Regions from separate parts of the Homo sapiens genome. Here region 2 is linked to region 1. The links are chromatin contacts, found by Hi-C in ENCODE. All regions are on one chromosome and are shown on one strand. Each heading gives the region's core, a stretch centred on a gene start or an enhancer-like site at or near the end of the contact. The rest is flanking DNA. Distances are from core to core; before and after follow the strand shown.

What was found. Hi-C counts contacts between places; a loop is a spot of excess contacts on that map. Pooled maps may share reads with other maps.
Region 2: a loop to region 1 is called in a map of CD8-positive, alpha-beta T cell, with 8 times the contacts of the local background. The contact joins the promoter of NUP153-AS1 here to the promoter of CD83 in region 1. A Hi-C loop is called at or near these places in 1 of 168 maps with a recorded cell type or tissue (CD8-positive, alpha-beta T cell), 2 of 37 single-sample maps with no recorded cell type and 7 of 50 pooled maps.

What each region holds. Positions count from the first base shown.
Region 1 is chr6:14,116,522-14,119,607 of GRCh38, reverse strand. CD83 (CD83 molecule) reads right to left here and starts at 1,836. Exons shown (of 5, transcript NM_004233.4): 1 at 1,760-1,836; 2 at 1,543-1,658. The coding sequence starts at 1,796. RefSeq lists cis regulatory regions at 539-1,039, 507-1,333, 904-1,404, 1,570-2,225, 1,409-2,225 and 1 more and silencers at 1,969-2,088, 2,216-2,510.
Region 2 is chr6:17,705,480-17,708,565 of GRCh38, reverse strand. It overlaps NUP153-AS1 (NUP153 antisense RNA 1), which reads right to left and starts at 1,523. Exons shown (of 3, transcript NR_134618.1): 1 at 1,438-1,523; 2 at 940-1,172. It overlaps NUP153 (nucleoporin 153), which reads left to right and starts at 1,641. Exons shown (of 22, transcript NM_005124.4): 1 at 1,641-2,289. The coding sequence starts at 2,179. RefSeq lists enhancers at 1,450-1,719, 1,529-2,223 and a silencer at 1,810-2,319.

The DNA.
Region 1 (3,086 bases), core at 587-3,086:
TGCTTCGTTCAAATCCCAACTCCACCATTTAGCTAGCTGTGCAAAAGTGGACAAGTTATTTCCCTCCCTAAGGCTCAGTTTCCTCACCTGTAAAGTAGGAATAGTAACAGTACTAATCCCTAAGTCCATTCTTCCGATGGATGGAAATGGATAATGTATGTAAATATTTACCTTGGAGCTTGGCACGTGGTGAGCATTCAAAAATTGTTTTTACAATATTTTTAAAAATACTATTGTTTTGACTATGAGAACAATTTCGGAATTGTTGTGTTCTCTGATCCCACAGTAAGTAAGGTACCAATGAAGTAGGAATATTTAACACCTTACTTTTATACACAATACAATGCTCTGAGGCAGCAGCACCATCCCCGTCATGCATAACTCATGAAGTGCTGGGCTGAATTCACAGAGCACCTTTGCAATTTATAGGGCAAAAATTAGGTGCCGTGAAGAATACACAGAAGTATGGATACAGCCACTGCCCCCCAGGGAACTGACCATCCAGTTAGGAGACACACACACAAAGAGATCACCGCAATGATGCCTTGTACTGTTAAGTGGCCAAAGACGTACAGTTTCTTATAGTATCTTTTATGGTGGGCAGAAGAACGCCCTGCATTTTGGGGAAAGCTACAAGTGCAGAGATTTGCCCCCGTGGTAAGACAGCAAATCAGTGAGAGCTACAGAGTAAGGTTGTAATATCATATTCATTTGGGTTAAAATGGAGGTGCTGTGGTAGCAGTGGCCTGACTTAAAGAAGGACCAGTGATATCAAACAGTAGCTGCTTGGCTTTGGAATGACACCATCATTGCCATCTTAGAATCTGAGAATGTTTCAGTCAAGAGGAAACCTTGAAAAAGCCTCCTTGTCACTCAGTCCACTTACAGTAGGAGCAGCAAGGCCTGTTCTTACACATGCGGGCTCCGGCTCATGCATCCACCTGATGCTCTCAAGGCTGCCAGAGGAAGGAGGAGGAGGGCTAGGGGAGGAAGCCAAGGGTATCCCACAAAGGAGATGACCACTGATAACTACCATGGATGAAATGGCCTAAGTCACTTCTGTGTCTTAGCCTTTCCTTTCAAATTGCCCCCTCCCCCTCCCATGTATCATGGGCATCACAGTCACAAAACACAAGAAATCAGAAGTCTGGAGACATTCCCCCTGTCCAATGCCCAAATCTAGGTCCCTGTTGCTTTCTTCCTGACCTGCTGGCCCACAACCACAGGTGGCCTCCAGAATTAATCCAAATGAGAGTCTCTGCCCTTCCAAAACATCTTAAGTGGATCATTCATCTCAGGCCACCTTCAGTGACAGGAAGGGGATTGAGGTCTGCGGAGAGCAAAACCTAATTCGGCCCTGTACCTGGATGCGGATGGGGTGGGGGAGGCGCGACGGGAGGCTGGGTACTCCAAGTTCAGCTGCGGGAGACGCCCCTCGCCCCCACCTGGCAGCCACAGAGGGTCGCCAGCCTAGGGGAGATGGTTCCTGCTGTCTTCAAATGAGCCCACCAAACCCCAGCCCGTGGGTATCGCAGCACCTACCTTGACCCAGGAGACCGTGTAGGGAACCTGCGGATCCCAGGGGGCGGTGCAGGGCAAGTCCACATCTTCGGAGCAAGCCACCTTCACCTCCGGCGTCGCGGGAGCCAGGCTGTAGGCTACAAGAAAGAGAGAGCGCGTCGTGAGCAAGCGACCGACGGGAGGGGGTGTCGTGGAGGGGCGGGGGGCGACAGGCGAGACAGGCGCTCGCGAGCCCTACCGCAGCTCAGGAGCAGAAGCTGGAGGCCGCGCGACATGGCTGGAGCGCTGCGCCGCTGCCACGAGCTGCAGAGCTGTGGCGCGCGGGCGCCGGCTGCCCTTTTATGCCCGCGCGTTCGGGAACTTCCCTGCGCGCCAGCCCGGGGGATTCCCCGGCGGGCAGCGGAAGCGGGTGGCGCGCCCTCCTAGTCCCGCTTAGGCCGGGGCGCCCCCGTCCCCGCCCCCTTCGCCCCCGTCCCCGCCCCCGTCCCCGCCCCCGTCGCACCCGCCGCCCTCGCCGCGTGCGCGTCCCCGCCCCCGCGCGCCCGGGCCGGGCGCCCCGAGTTCGCGTCGCTGCTGCGGCTGGCAGCGGCGACAGCAATCCCCGCGTGACGCCCAGCGCTGGGGGCTTTGCAGACCGCGCTCGCGCGCGTGACGCTGCCGTTGACCCGCAAAAGGAAGCCGGGAACCGGGCCATCCGAGCGGGATCTGCCCATTTTACGGAGGCCAAACCAGATTCCGAGAGGGTGGGCAACTTCCTCAGAAGCCCAGCCTGTCCTTGGGAACGCACTGGTGAACCCAAGTCCTCACTCTTCTCCAGAATCTGTGATAATCAAAGGCGCGTTAGATTTCCATGGAAACATACAAGTCTGTAGTACTTGGCTCCCTGCCTTCCCCGGGAGGTTATCAGTCAGTACCGTCCTGTTTAAATTATATCACCAAAGGAGAGTGTCTCCTATTAAAATAATAATTACACGCATACACAACATTTTTGGAAAAGAAAATTCTAGAAGACAATGAAATCACCTGTAATTCATCCAGGAAGTAACTTCAGTTAACATTTTTTTATATTATAAAATGTTTATAACATAACATAACGTAAAATATTTATAACATTTGTCAGTGCACAGATTGGTATTTTTAATGGTTTATTCTTCCTGCTATCTTGTAACCTACTTTCTTTTAGCTTAATAATTTGCAAGCGGTTCCACATCATTAAAAACTTCCAACAGCATCATTTTGGTCCATTGTTCAGTTGCACCATAAATTAGAATCGATTAGTGTTAGACATACAGGTTGTTTCTTTTTGTATTACTAATATTAGAAACAATACTGTGATTGCTATGGGAAACTTCAGTGTAGATAAATCTTTGCTCTAAAATTGCTTATTTTCTTAGAATAAATACCTCAAGGAAATTGTGCTAGGTGAAGGGGAGTTTCCAATTTTGTCAAATATTGCCAAAAAATTACCTGCAAGGAGGTGTCTTCAATCTATATTCCCATCTGCAAAGAGAGTGCCTGTTTGCCAACACAAACTGTTATCCAACCTTTCTATCTTTGTCCATCCA
Region 2 (3,086 bases), core at 274-2,773, 3.6 Mb before region 1:
GTTCGAGACCAGCCTGACCAACATGGAGAAACCCCATCTCTAGTAAAAATACAAAATTAGCCGGCCGTCGTGGCACATGCCTGTAATCCCAGCTACTCGGGAGGCTGAGGCAGGAGAATCGCTTGAACCCAGGAGGTGGAGGTTGCTGAGATTGCGCCATTGCACTCCAGCCTGGGCAAAACAAGAGGAAAAAACTTCGTCTCAAAAAAAAAAAAAAAAGAAAGAAACAGGATCAGTAACTTCCCCAAGGCTACACAGCTAGTAAGTGGGAGATTTATAGTAAATAGGCTGGGCGTGGCGGCTCACACGGGTAATCCCAGCACTTTGGGAGGCCAAGGCGGGTGGATCACTTGAGGTCAGGAGTTCAAGGCCAGCCTGGCCAACATGGCGAAACCCCATCTCTACTAAAAATACACAAATCAGCTGGGCGTGGTGGTGCACGCCTGTAGTCCCAGCTACTTAGGAAGCCGAGGCAGGAGAATAGCTTGAACCTGGGAGGCAAAGGGTGCAGTGAGCCAAGATCGCGCCACTGCACTCCAGCCTGGGCGACAGGGCAAGACTCTGTCTCTCAGAAAAAAAGAAAGAAAGAAAGAAAGAAAAAAAAAGATTTATAGTAAGTCTAAGATTTTTCACAACATATTTTTCCTCCCTAATCATTTGGCTATTTGTCTTTAGCTCTTACAGAAAAGTTGGGTTATAGTCCTGGCTTTGATTACCCATCTCAGTGTCATTGATTGTGCCACCTAAATTTCTCTGGACATCTTGTCTGGTTGGTTGAATGAGAGGGTTGGACTATGTGATCACCAGGACCTTTCTAATCGTCAACTCCTAGAATATACATTTTGTGGATTCAGTCTTTGAGTCTAGCTCACTTACTCAGTTTCCTAAATATTTGGAGCAAATATAGTATACTTTTATTGTTAAGGATATATCACTTACCCCTAATGTTAGCTGACTGCATGGGTTATAATTGTAATCATTCATCGCATTTTTCGTCTATTAGCAAATATACATGCTCTCCATAGATGATCACGTCTGCTCCTCACAACAGCTTTATAAGGTGGATTTTAAAGCTCCCATTTTATGGAGGAGGAAGCTAAGGCTCAGACGGTTTTGATTCATCCAAGGTCAAATAGGTTGGGTGGCAGAACCAGAATTCCAGCCCCGTGTGTCTGCAACAAAACCTTTATATGTTTAAAGAAACATTAATGAAGCCGTATATATTTTCTAATTCTAAGGATCATGGACTTTATTTTTCAACCACAGATTTTTTTTTCCTCCTTCTTAAATCATTAGCTCTTGTCTTTGATTTTACTGTCTGCTTACTTCCTGCCTACTTAACCAACCGACAGGGAGAAGGAGAATGGGAAGAGGTTACTGTTTTTATGTTAAGTGTCTTTTCAAAGTCTAATTTACAGCCAAGAACAGCAAAAGTACCCCTTGGCTTTGTGCCTCTGCGGCGCCCCGGAGATCTCCTTCCCCGTCCCTCTTCCTTTCCGAGAAGCCGCGTTCCGTTGTTGAACTACGTTTCCCAGCGTGCCGCGCGGCCGAGAGCGTGGACTCGACCAGCCCTTCCTCTTTGCCTATCAGCTCGTCGCAGCATGATGATGCAAATGCGTCGGGCGCCGATGAGTGACGACATTCTGGCTCGCGACCGCGGCAGCCGCCTTAGCAGGGGTAATAGGCGCAACGGCGGCGGAGGCTGCAGGGACGACGACGACGACGGCGGCGGGGCGGGCGCTGTGCGCACAGGGGAGGGGTAGGCGGGCGTCGCCAGCGGCTTCAACTGCGGCAGCTACGGCTAGGGCGACGGAAGAACTCCCACCAGTCGGCGGTCGAGTTAGGCCTCAGCACCGCGGGGAACTGTTCGTGCTGTCCTCTGCGGGAGATCTCCATAGAGACCGTGACACACACAGAGGCGGGGGTCCGCAGAGGCGGCCGGACCGGAGCCTCCTCGGCCTCTGCGGCCGCCACCCCCTTCCCCGCTGCCAGCACTCACCCTCTCTCCGCTCCTGCTCGCAACCTCGCGGTTCCTGGGGTGCTTGTGCCCACTGTGTGGACAGCGCGGGCGGACTTTTGGGCCGGGGCCGGGCGGCGGGGGAGGCTCTCTAAGGCCTCCGCCTCTGCCTCTCCCGCCCCCTTACCCGCCCCGGAGCGGGAAGCGGCGGAGGCTCCGCCATGGCCTCGGGAGCCGGAGGAGTCGGAGGGGGCGGTGGCGGCAAGATCCGGACGCGGCGTTGCCACCAGGGGCCAATTAAGCCTTACCAGCAGGGGCGACAACAGCATCAGGTATGGGACCCCGACGCCGCGGTGGCCTGGCGGGTGGGGAAACTCGGCTGGAGGGGACGGGCGGTTCGAGGCCCCGGCGCCCCACGTGGAGCAGACAGGAGGGCCTGAGGAAAGGCCCGAGTGAGGCTCCGGGGGAGCTCAGGCCGTTGGGGGTGGCGACGGGAAGTGGGCTGAGACAGGCCCAGCCTTGCGGCGCACACGTGTGGTTTGGGCCGCCTTTCCCCCAACTCTCTGGGTCAGGGGCTTTCCCAGGCAGGCTCTGGGCGGGAAAAGAAATTGTAGGCCCATGATGCGCGCGTTTCTTTATTTTTTGGCGGGGATTTGGAATTTGAGGGTATTACTCATGTTCTCTCGAGGGAGAAAGGAAAAGATGTGGTTGATGGCCCTTATACTTGCTGTTTTCTGGTGTCCCTTCTTTAGTGTGTTTGAGGAGGGGGGGCTGCCCCTTGGAATCTTAACTCTGGGGCAGACGGGGAGTTGTGGGGGGCGCTGTTACATGGAAAGTGGAATAACTTAGTCTCAGCCTATGAGTTAATTCTCGGTTTCCCCTGCCTGTGGCCCTCCTCGTCTTGAGAGCATTGGCTTAGATTTTATTAACCAGGTTATAGTTAACCGTGGCACTGGGGCATTTTGAAAGTCCCTCTCCACCCTTACGTCTTTTCTCTGCTGCGCGACTCCCCTCCCCCCCCCCAACACCGCCACCCCCGCCTTTATTTTGGAGGCTGGAATTGGCCATTCTCCACAGTTGACCGGGACTCCAGCTCTGATCTCATACACAAAATATTTTAATATTATGA